Linked DNA regions of Homo sapiens: region 1 is linked to region 2. A link is a loop called in an ENCODE intact Hi-C map of the cell type or tissue named here. Cell type or tissue: GM12878. All regions are shown on one strand. Links, peaks and the distances in the headings refer to the core of each region. The heading gives the core; the rest is flanking DNA.

Region 1 (5,386 bases), core at 233-5,232, 340 kb after region 2:
CTGGGGGAGGGTATATTGTAGAGCCCATTTTGATAATTATTTTTTTGGCACAAACTACTGCTTACACCAAAAAGCATTGTGGATTTATCATATAAATAATGACATCCCCAAAGCTGAACACTGCAAATGTAGCTATTAGGGACTTGTTGGAGTGCTTGCTGAAAGTATGTTTTTGTAGTATTGAATATCTCTGTGGCGTGCTGCTTCATCCCAAGGCAAACTATGGGTTTAAAAATAGATCAGTCCAACTGGATCTTACAGTCGCTAAACAGCTAACTGCTTTAGAGGAGCAAACTCAAATTCGTTTAGAAAAATGAAAAAATGAAGAGTTGATTTCCACCAGACAATCAATACATATTATTAATACCTTGTATTTACAAAATACTTTTATATTAAGACCTAAAACTCTGATTATAACCTTCATAGGGGAATACAAAATGGTGATTTTCCTCAATTTATAAAGCAAGGTAATTCAGAGTAAGAAAATGCCTCCAGAAGGCCTGGTTTTTATTTCCCTACTAGACTTCCAGGCCACATTTGATTTCTTGTATGCATTTTGAAACATTTGCTATCTGGTTGTTCTCTTCCAAAATGAATTCAAGGTGATTCCACTTACGTTCCCTTGAAAAGCGTTTTTACTTAAAATATAGTCTAGTATTTGTGCATTTCCTACACTAATCAGTCTTTCACTATGGAATCCTTAAGATGATTATGCATGTGCACAGCACACAATTCATTCTTCTTTCTCTAGGATAGTGATTCTTGACCTTTCTTAAGCCAAAGGCCCCTTATGAAATATAATGAAGGCTCCGTAGATGCTCTCTCAGTAATATGGACACATAAATGGACATAGAAAATTTTGCTCTAAAATGAAACTATAAATGTTGCTTTGGAATCTGCCCTACTAAGATTTAGAAGCATAAGAGGTGCTAGAACTGGCTCCCTTATGAAAGATAAGACCTGAATTATAAGCATATTTGAGCATATTGAAAGTAGCTAAGTAATGAATAAAAGTCAAGATGGACTCTTTCATTGGATAATTGGGTAATTTGCTTTCTCAATAGAAGGTGACACAGAATTGCTTGTAGAATAAAAAAAAATTCTTTCTGGAAGGAACTTTCTGGAAGTAGTTCAACCATCGTGTTTTATACTTGGTTGGCATGGCAGCTTGGGAACTCAAACCCTATTATTCTCAACTCTCAAGTGAGAGTTCCTTTTCCTACTGGATGCTGCCCCATGAATTTCTATGGCTTATGTGGTTATTAGGCCTTTATTTAGTCCTTGCAGCATCATAGTTATATGTATATGGATAAACAAGAAGCTGATTGCCCTTCTCTACTGAGGACATTAATTGGTGTTCATTTTCCCACAATAACATGGCTAAATAAGTATTAACATGTTACATTAAGAAATATGTCCTGCCAGGCACAGTGGCTCATGCCTGTAATCCCAGCACTTGGGGAGGCTGAGGCTGGAGAATCACTTGAGGCCAGGAGTTCAAGAGCAGCCTGGGCAAAATAGCTACACCCCATCTTTGCAAAACATTTTTTAAAATTAGGTGGGCATTGTGGCACATGTCTCTAGTCCCTGCTACTCAGAAGGCTGAGGTGGGAGGATTGCTTGAGCCCAGGAGGTAGAGGCTGCAGTGAACTATGATGGTGCCACTGTAGTCCAGCCTGGACGACATAGCAAGACCCTGTCTCTATAACAATAAAAAAGAAAAAAAGAATATGTTCATATTCACATATATCTTTAAATGATGGTCAGTTGTCTCAATATTCTCAGGGTTCTGCATTTTTACAGATCCTCACAACACTCAGGCCTTTGGTCTCTGTACTTACAACATATTGCTTTATTAATAAAGTGTTTTGCTGTTCATAGACTAAATGCCACCAAAGTCATATACTTTGTATGGGGTTTTGGTGATAGGCCAGGGCACCACATGTGCTGACTAGTGCTCTTTTTATAGTAAAACAGACTTATGAAAGCAAAAATTTATTGTGAAACTGTTTGGGGCATGCCAAATATCATAGGCAGTTAGCTCTTTGCTAACTGTAGAAACCCAGAGAATAGAATTGAGTGTTTTCTTAGGGAAGGGGCAATGAACACTTTGTGCCTGGGAGATCGAATGCTGCCAAGAAAGGGTTTCATTGCCCAGGACATAGTGGGGGAAGAAATGGAGACTAAATTCAACCTCTCCAAGATGGCCACAGGCAGGGGTGTTTTTTCTTCCAAAAGTATAAGAAAGCAAGAGAACCCAGTTTTGTTTTTAATACTTTTCTTGTTTGTTTTCTAGGTAGAAAAGTGTGGATTCACTAGAAATTAGAACTTGATTCCATTTTCTAAGATCCATTGTCTACATTATCTGCAGCTGAGAGCTTCTACTCAGGGGGCAAGGTGTCTAGCAGTTTCGATTTCAGAAAAGTGTTATTTCTGTAGTCTAAATGCAAATAATATGACATTTCCTTCTGAAGCAAATATATACGCACACACACACACACACACACACACACACATAAACACATCTCTGTTTCCTTTCTTGGTTTTTGTTTGGTTGTTTTTTTTTAACCAGAGATTGCCTTCATTTGATGGTCTAGAAGTGACTTTCTTTTATATGTGCTATTTTGAGCAGAAGGAGAACTGAGAAAAAGAAGGAAGGCCATCTGAATTTAGATAGGTGTAAAGTCAAAGAGGAAGAAGTTAGTGTTTAAGGCTAAAATAAATTGTCCTGTAAGTTATCCCACTGACCTTGGAATTGACAGGGTCACTTTTGGTTTCCACAGAGCCCCTTATCAATCACATTCATTTGGAGTTGGGAGGTACAATTTGCCTTCTTGTATGTTCTGAGATGTAAGAGCAATTTTCTTGTTTGATTAAGTGATTTATTCATCATTAAGGCTAATTTCCCAAATAGTCATTTTTATTTTGTAAAAATAAAGTTTGGAAGAGAAAGGGAATGAGATGAGATTTGTAGATGAGATTTTTATTATTTTGTCATTGTTTTATTTTATTATTTTTGTTATTAATGTTACTCAATATGTGGTTGCTTATAATTTATTTCACCAAGAAATTTAGAAATGGGAGATATTCCTTAAAACAGATTTCAATTTTTTTTAGCGCAACTTCTAGAATCCCAAACATACTTTCCTAGGTGATAAATACATGGCTGAAAAGCCAAGTTCATATTGAAAGTGTAGGTACAACTTAATGACAGCAATGTTAATCGTCCTTTTCGGTGTGCATGCATTTTTTAAGTCTCCTACATGTGAGGTATAATGCCTGGCAGCCACAAATAAACCTTGACCAAAGAGAGGATATTATTGATCACAATTTTTAAGTGGCTTATTCAAGATAGTGCTACATTTACGTTCACTTTTATCAAGTGGAAGCATCTCGGAGCTACCATCTATTTTATGTTTATATTTGTAGACAATGGGTGCCAAGTTCATTATTCTACAAAGCTATGAGCATGCCTTTGTGAATTAATATTAACAGATAAAGTAGAGATCCGAGGCACTTACATGAGTAAATAAGAAGAAAACCCCACACCATCCACAATATCCTGATATTGAGGGGGGAAAGAGTATTTTATAGACCGAAATTGACCAAATAATCAATGAACTCAATCAAATTAATTCAATCATGGCCCAAAACTTCATTGCCTCCTTGCCACCCTGAGCTGACATCATCCACCTGCAGCTGACCAACATGTGTACTGTATGCTTCCATACCTCCTGCTCAGTGGGCATCAGGCAGGTAGATGTGCTCTGCTCAACAGTATCCCATGAACAGTAATTGAGTAGGAGATGGTGGGGAGAGCAGGGATTCATGACTGAAGGTCAATTTATTTTCAGATATTCTTTTTAGATTGAGCAACACAGACTTCTTTTGGAAAATCTGATGGTAGATGAGTCAGCTTATTCTGATTGCATTTCAGGTGGAAGCCACAAATCCTACCACATAATTCTGCCCAATGTGCGCCTCATATTCACATTCTCAATTGGATGTAAACCTGAGCTTGTGAAGGTTACAATAGTTAAATGTATTAAGTCCTTATTATGTGCTGGGTATTGTTCTGTTTCCCATCTATTACTGTATTTAATCCTCATAGTAACACAAATAATGTACTCTTCTTATCCCCATCTTATAACGAGGTTGCTGGAGCTCAGCTGGGTTATGTAATCTACCTAGGGTCACACAGTCAGTGTGGAGTAAGGATTCTCACCTGGCTTCGGTTCCCATCACCTAAGGGTGTGGTCTAGCCTTTTAATAAGGTTCAGCTCTTGAGTTAAAACCTAAGCTCTGCAGAAAGCCCCTGGGAAATGTGAGGGCCAAATTAAAGGTAAGCTACAAACTTTCAGGTGAACCACATTAAATAATATTCTTAATGTCATTTAGACATAATGGAAGAGTTTGCCAGTTTTGTTGTTGAAAGTGCACAGGGCTGTGGGTTTGTATCCTCTGGTCTTCTCAACATGGTTTTAATACATATCTCTTTTAGAATGAAGTGTCTATGTTGAAAAATGAGGTGGCCCAGCTGAAACAGTTGTTGTTAACACATAAAGACTGCCCAATAACAGCCATGCAGAAAGAATCACAAGGATATCTAAGTAAGTCGCCGACTTTTTCACTTTTCTTTAGTGTCCAATATTTTTTGCCACTAAGTTTGCACTGAATTTGATTGAAAGAGCAAAAGTAAAGTGTAGATTGTACTTCCAGGCAGATATACAAGAATTCTTGAGTGGCTTCCAGACTATTCTTCCAAGGGGATCCCTTTTTTCTGACCCCTGTGCAACACCATGCCCACCACCTCCTGATAATTTCTGGCCACTCCTTCCCTAGCATTTCAAAGTATCAAAAGAAATACCAAATTCCAATTTTGCAGCCAGTAAGAAAAGAGCCAGCTGAAGCCCAAGTACCAGTGGCCTAGCAGTCGCCTTCAGAAATCTGTGGTCTGGGAACCAGGCCTTGGGTGAATCATATCCAGTGCCTCCAGAAACACTGCATGTTACTCACTGGGCTGAAAAGCTAGTGACTGGCCTCAGTTTACCAATATGTAAAATGATCCCTTCCTTCAGACCCCAGTTTCTGCATCTGGAATGCCAGTTGGTTAAATGATAGTTGAGTAGGGATGGTGGGAGGAGCAGGGATTCATGGCTGAAGGTCAATTTATTTTCAAATAATTTTTTAGATTGAGCAACACAGATTCTCCCACCACATGTGAGTATTTTTCCACATTTGATATACGGATGGCTATTTAAAAAGACAAAATGGGGAAGTTCACATATCCATGACTGAAACACATCAAATCATTTTACTGATACAGAAAGCATGGCTTTGCTCGTAGATATAAACTGGAAAGGCATAGCATTGTGACAACAGTTGA
Region 2 (5,386 bases), core at 299-5,298:
TTCCCTTTTCATACTGATTTGAAGTGTGGATTCGAAAATGGTGCTGTTGTTTGGGGGCCTGAGCCCTGGGGCAGAAAAAGAGAAGGCCCTGCGTTTGTTTATTAATGGCTTGGACCTTTTGATGAATTGGAGTCTGGCACAGTGTTAACCTCTCGTGGGTGGTGGGGTTCAAGGAAAAGGCCTTTTCCTTCCATGTGCTTTTTCCAGAGTGTTTTAGTGGATTTGCAGGCTTTAGTGAGTGATTCTTTGTTTAGTAGGAAGTTGAGAAAGATATGAAGGACTTTTCTAGTCCATGGAAATAATCTAGGAATCCCCCAAAACACAGCTTATTAGCTGGGCATGGTGGCTCACACCTATAATCCCAGCACTTTGGGAAGATGAGGCAGCAGGATTGCTTGAGCCCGGGAGTTTGAGACCAGCCTGGGCAACACAGGGAGACCCTATCTCTACAAAAAGTAAAAAATTAGCTGGGTGTGGTGGTGCACACCTGTGGTGTCCCAACTATTTGAGAGGCTGAGGTGGGAGGGTCCCTTGAGCCCTGGAGTTTGAGGCCACAGTGAGCTGTGATCACTCCAGCCTGAGTGACAGAGAGAGACCATGTCTCAAAACAAACAGACAAACAAACAAACCCCGCAAAACCCCACACGGCTTATTTCTGCACTTTAAACATATTTAATGATCCTTCATTCTGGTGAACCTTGTGCAGAAAGGTGGGCCAAGAGTTTTGTAGTTGCTTCCTTATGAGATCAGTATCCTCCTCATGGTACAATACGAGCTAGGCATGAGTTTTGAGTCTTGAGCTTGTTTATCAGGATGAAAGGATCCCTGTAAAGTGTGTGAATATATATACATATTTATATATATTATATATAAACTTCTCAATAAGAAAACAGGCCAAAAGAAAAAAATATGTATATGTGTGTGTATTTTTGCTCCTTTGGACTGATTAAGCTTTCTTACTGAGAAGCTGGTTAAGAGGCAAAAGTTTCCCTAATAAGTATTCTGTGAGCGGAGGGCTAATGGTGCCAGCAACGTTAAAGCAGAATTTAGAAGCTTGTGATGTTTTCTATTTAAGTATAAAAAAAGAAAGGAAAACACATTCTCTATGATGGAGCTGTCCTCTCAGTAATAATAGAAAATCAACAAGGCAATTATCACAAGTGGTAAGGCATTGGAGTAGGAGATATATTTGTATGTTGGGGCAACTCTTTCTTTTGCTACTGTTGAGTCAACACTGCTGTAGATAAAGGTTAAGTTATCTGGACAGTGGGAGCTGTAGGTGGCCAAACCAGATAATTTACCCAGAAAAAGCCACCCTAATTGATACCAGCTTAGTCATCTCTCTCCTCTATGGACTGAACCTGCAAGGGTATGCTTATGCTTAGCTTAAATGTTGGCAACAGACCCCAGCCCTCCCTCACACTGACAGGGAATGATAATTTCACATACTTTTTTGAATATTCATAAAGTTTTAATTGGCATTGAATCTGGCCTTGTCATAAGCTTAACTTTGCCCGAGTTTTTCAGAGCTCTTGGGAAAGTATAAAGAGGTGGGGACGCACTTAGTCCCTTCCTTTCATCTCCTCTTCTGTATGTGGTCTTTGTTTTCATTGTCTCACTCATCCTGTTGTGTTATTCTTAATCTGCCTTTTACCCTAAACTGGGTGGCATGGGCGAGGCAGTTGTGGGTACTTATACTCTAATTATTCTTGCAGAAGCCACACTATTGGCTATCAGATCAGGAGACTCCAGTGTTGCACAGAACCAGTCATTCTGTGCATTGCAGAATATCCCATATCCCAGGCCCCTTCCCACTAAATGCCAGGGTGACCCCCTTCTAATAATAGCAGACAATAATTGGTTTCACGTATTTCCAAATCCCCTTACTGGGCCACCCAAGGAAATGATGCCTTTTCTAGGCAGGCAGATGAAATGTGCCTTTTGCTAACATTTAGAAAGAGAACCTTGTTCGAATGATGAGAGAATCTTCAGATGGCATGAGATTTTTGCCTTAACATGGCCTTTAAGTGACCTCCTAGTACTGTCAAATGTTCACACACTTGACATTTGAAGCAGAATGTGTGAGGAATCTGAATCAAGGCTTCGGTATATTTTTACCCTGTGTTCAACGGACATCGTGAGCTGTCTCAGGCTCAGAACACAACTGCTGGCTACTTTAGAATACAACCTGGGAATGCCCCAGCTTTCTGCTGGGGTCGTGGGAAAAAAGCACCCAGTATGATACCATCATTCTCAAATGTCTTTCAAGAGGAAGTCAGTAGTGGTAATCATAGGAGTTAATAGTAAGATGAAATAGTCTCTTCCTGGTTTCGCCGAAAGCAGAGTGGTCTGGCTTGGGCATCACTGGGCTTGATGCAGTCTCACATGTGGTAGCTCACATTCATGCAGAAAAAGACACATTTTCAGATGTTTTGAGTATGACTTCAGCCCGTACATTGGGTGGACCAAATGTATATTGTTGCTGAAGATATAGATACTTATCTAGAATAAAAATCCAAAACCTCCCCCCCCCCACATTATCCAATAAAAATCATCTGCATGTGTGAAAAGAAAACTAAGACTAGACTAAAAAGTTGTGACTCTTAAGAATATTTAAAGATATTTATTTTACATGAAAATTGTTTAAAAATCAAATGCACTCAAACTGCATTAAAAAGTATCTATCTAGAGGCAGAGTAGTACCATTTGGGAACGTGTTCCAATTCTAAAGAGGCAAATTTTACTGTAGTAGGGCACAAAGGGAGAAGAGAAAACTATACTGCTGACCTTTTTCTTAGATTTTCCAAAAGGCAAGCTGCTTTCCACCAGTATGAAGAATAGATCCAGTTTTGCACTGAATTTCGTTGCTATCATAGTCTTTTCTCTCAGGAGTTCATGGGGGCAGTTATTTTAAATGACAATGAAATACTTTCTTTTCTGGAAAAATAGAGATGACAGGGTCGACCTAAACCTTGGCTATGTTTTGTTCTAATTTTTCTTTTTTGTTTTCTTTCCTTTTTGTGCACAGTGAGAGCAGGTAAAAAGGAAGAGAGTTTGCCACCAGTCAGCATGTTTTCTGAGGTTATATGTTTAGTCCCATTAGAAACAAGCTAAATTATTTGGTTACATTCAATATTTCCTTCAAAACCTAAGAATCTCTACACTTGTATTTTGTTAACCACACACATGTCAAATAAACTTTTGTTTTAGAGATGTGATGTCTTCTGCAAGAAAGTATATTGTACTGCATGGTAACAAGGGGACAAGGACCTAAATGCGGTTCATACGCATTCAGCGACTTACTCAACATTGCACCTCTCATGCTTCACACAAGTGCTTATTACCAAGTATGTTCTGAACTATTGAACCCATAGAGAGGAAAGCTATAAGACAGGATTATGTGAAACAAAAATCAGAATTAGCCAGTAACTTTGAACAAAGACCTCCTATCTAAAGAAACATATGGAAAATTTAAAAAAAAGAAAGAAAGAGGAATCTAACATATGAAAACCCAATCCCACTGGAATGTTTTCCTATACACAGCATAAACGCCACATAAATAAAACCACAAACCTCTGCAGAAGTACGTGAGAGGACGTGAGCCCCCAGCACTCTCTCCTGTTACGGCCCCCTCTGGGAAGTAAGACCCGGGTTAGTTTCCAGAGACAAAAGCTGTTTGGAAATCCTTCCTCCTGGGAGCAGTGGGCCTCATTGGAAGGGAACTTCTGACAGCCTCTAAGCATAATATAAAGTGTGACGCAATCCCAAAGGGGGCTGTGATTCAGGTTGTAGGATTCTGAGCTTTTGGGATACCAGGGGATGGCAAATATCTTTGAAGAACAGGGATATTCTTCTGGTTTGAACAGAATAGTAATATTTAACCGCAGTGTTATGTGTCAAGTTCAGGCCTTCTGGGGGAGACTACTGGCTCTAAACTGCCCAGGAACACACCCTCTTCACGCCAAGTTCTGGTGAAATGTTCACTTATAAGGTACAGCCCCACTCTTGGTCTTGTTCCCTGTGTAAATCTCTGGTTTGAAAACCTTGTAGCATTCAGGCGTTTCAAGCTTGAGGGCTGAAATGTCACTTTTAAAGCAGGGTTAAAAAGGTCACACAGCTGCAAATAATAATAGCCCAATGAAATTCAGATTCTGACTGCAGCCCGCTTCAAGAATAACACTGCAACAGGAAACAAGACCACAAGATCCTTTCACCAGTAACGCTGGTAAGAACACTACTGATAAAATGAGTATATGCATGTGTCTGTGTGAGACAGACAGACAGACATAAGGAGACAAACACACAAAGAGAGGAGAGAAAGGCACACATGGAGAAATAGACATGCAAAGAGACAGAGGGAAGATGCCCACAGAAAGAGAGAGAGACACACACAGACACACAGAAAGATACCAAGACAAACACAAAGTAATTGATTTTCTTGGACTGAAATTCAAGGTGTTTATTTTTCTGTGGAAAGTTACAATATTCAGGTTTGAAAAATAAAGATATATTTGAAATCCAGAGGACTTACTTTTCTCTTAATTTACAGTTAGCTTCCAATAGTTATGTTTTCACATAATACCTCTTTGAATGGTCCTGTTCTACAGTGTTTTACTACAATGGCACTGTTTTGCAGATGAGCAAATAAGATAATGAAAGATGCAATATCCCTCCCAAAGAAAGAAATTCTTAGCTCCAAATTGCATATGCAATTCCTTCCCAACAGCTAGCCACATGTGGGGATAACCTACCTGCATCCTTGCTTTGAAAGTAGAACCAGGCATCTTTGAAGAAAATAAATCGAGAGTGTGTTTTTGGTGAATGTGTGTTGGGTTATTATTGTGTGTGTCCCCTTGCCCTTCTGACAGATGTATTGAGATAAATATTTGCTTTGTTTCAGAAACACGAAGTGCAAATTGGCCATGGCCTTAACTAATATAATTAATAAACAACATTTGTTCCTAGGAAGAAAGCAGGATTGATGTGGAGTGTCATACAGTGTGACTGACTCAAGGTGCTCCTGTTTTCCAGCTGTTTTTGGTATTTCAGGAAGGTCCAGTTTCCTCCTCTAGAAACCTTTTGAGGTCTCATAAGCTCAACAAAGCAGAAAGATCTGTTTCGTGTGAGTCCTGCCAAGAAGGCTCTTCCCACACTCACAGGAGAGTGATAAATGCTGATAAATGTTGTCAATATCACGAATAAAATTCAAGCCCCCCTTTCAGATTTATAATGCATTCATTTCCAGGTTAACAATATCAGAGGTGACAGGGACACAGCCATATTGTTAGTGCTCACTGATACTCATGATTTCAGTTTGTAGGTTTGAAGTTCCCATAACTTTTGGTATTTATAAGAATACATGCCAGGCTTTCAGATTAGAACAGCC

Evidence for each region. A loop is a pair of places that touch in the nucleus more often than their neighbours do. Peaks named below come from ENCODE experiments on the same cell type or tissue, not always from the same donor. Only the 100,000 strongest peaks of a DNase experiment are listed, where the experiment ranks them.
Region 1: a loop joins it to region 2, with 1.9 times the contacts of the local background. A loop is called at or near these places in 1 of 110 quality-filtered maps.

Annotation. Positions count from the first base shown.
Region 1 is chr7:28,813,570-28,818,955 of GRCh38, forward strand. It overlaps CREB5 (cAMP responsive element binding protein 5), which reads left to right. Exons shown (of 11, transcript NM_182898.4): 10 at 4,502-4,610. Among named protein-coding and RNA genes, the nearest start is that of TRIL, 140 kb to the right of the region's middle. RefSeq lists an enhancer at 2,211-2,390. In GM12878, for the core only: no CTCF peak of the experiment used is centred there; DNase peaks (open chromatin) are centred at 2,022 and 2,512; H3K4me3 peaks cover 734 bases; H3K27ac peaks cover 1,763 bases.
Region 2 is chr7:28,477,502-28,482,887 of GRCh38, forward strand. All of the region lies in intron 1 of CREB5 (cAMP responsive element binding protein 5), which reads left to right. Among named protein-coding and RNA genes, the nearest start is that of CREB5, 68 kb to the left of the region's middle. In GM12878, for the core only: no CTCF peak of the experiment used is centred there; DNase peaks (open chromatin) are centred at 1,311, 2,250 and 4,120; H3K27ac peaks cover 3,383 bases.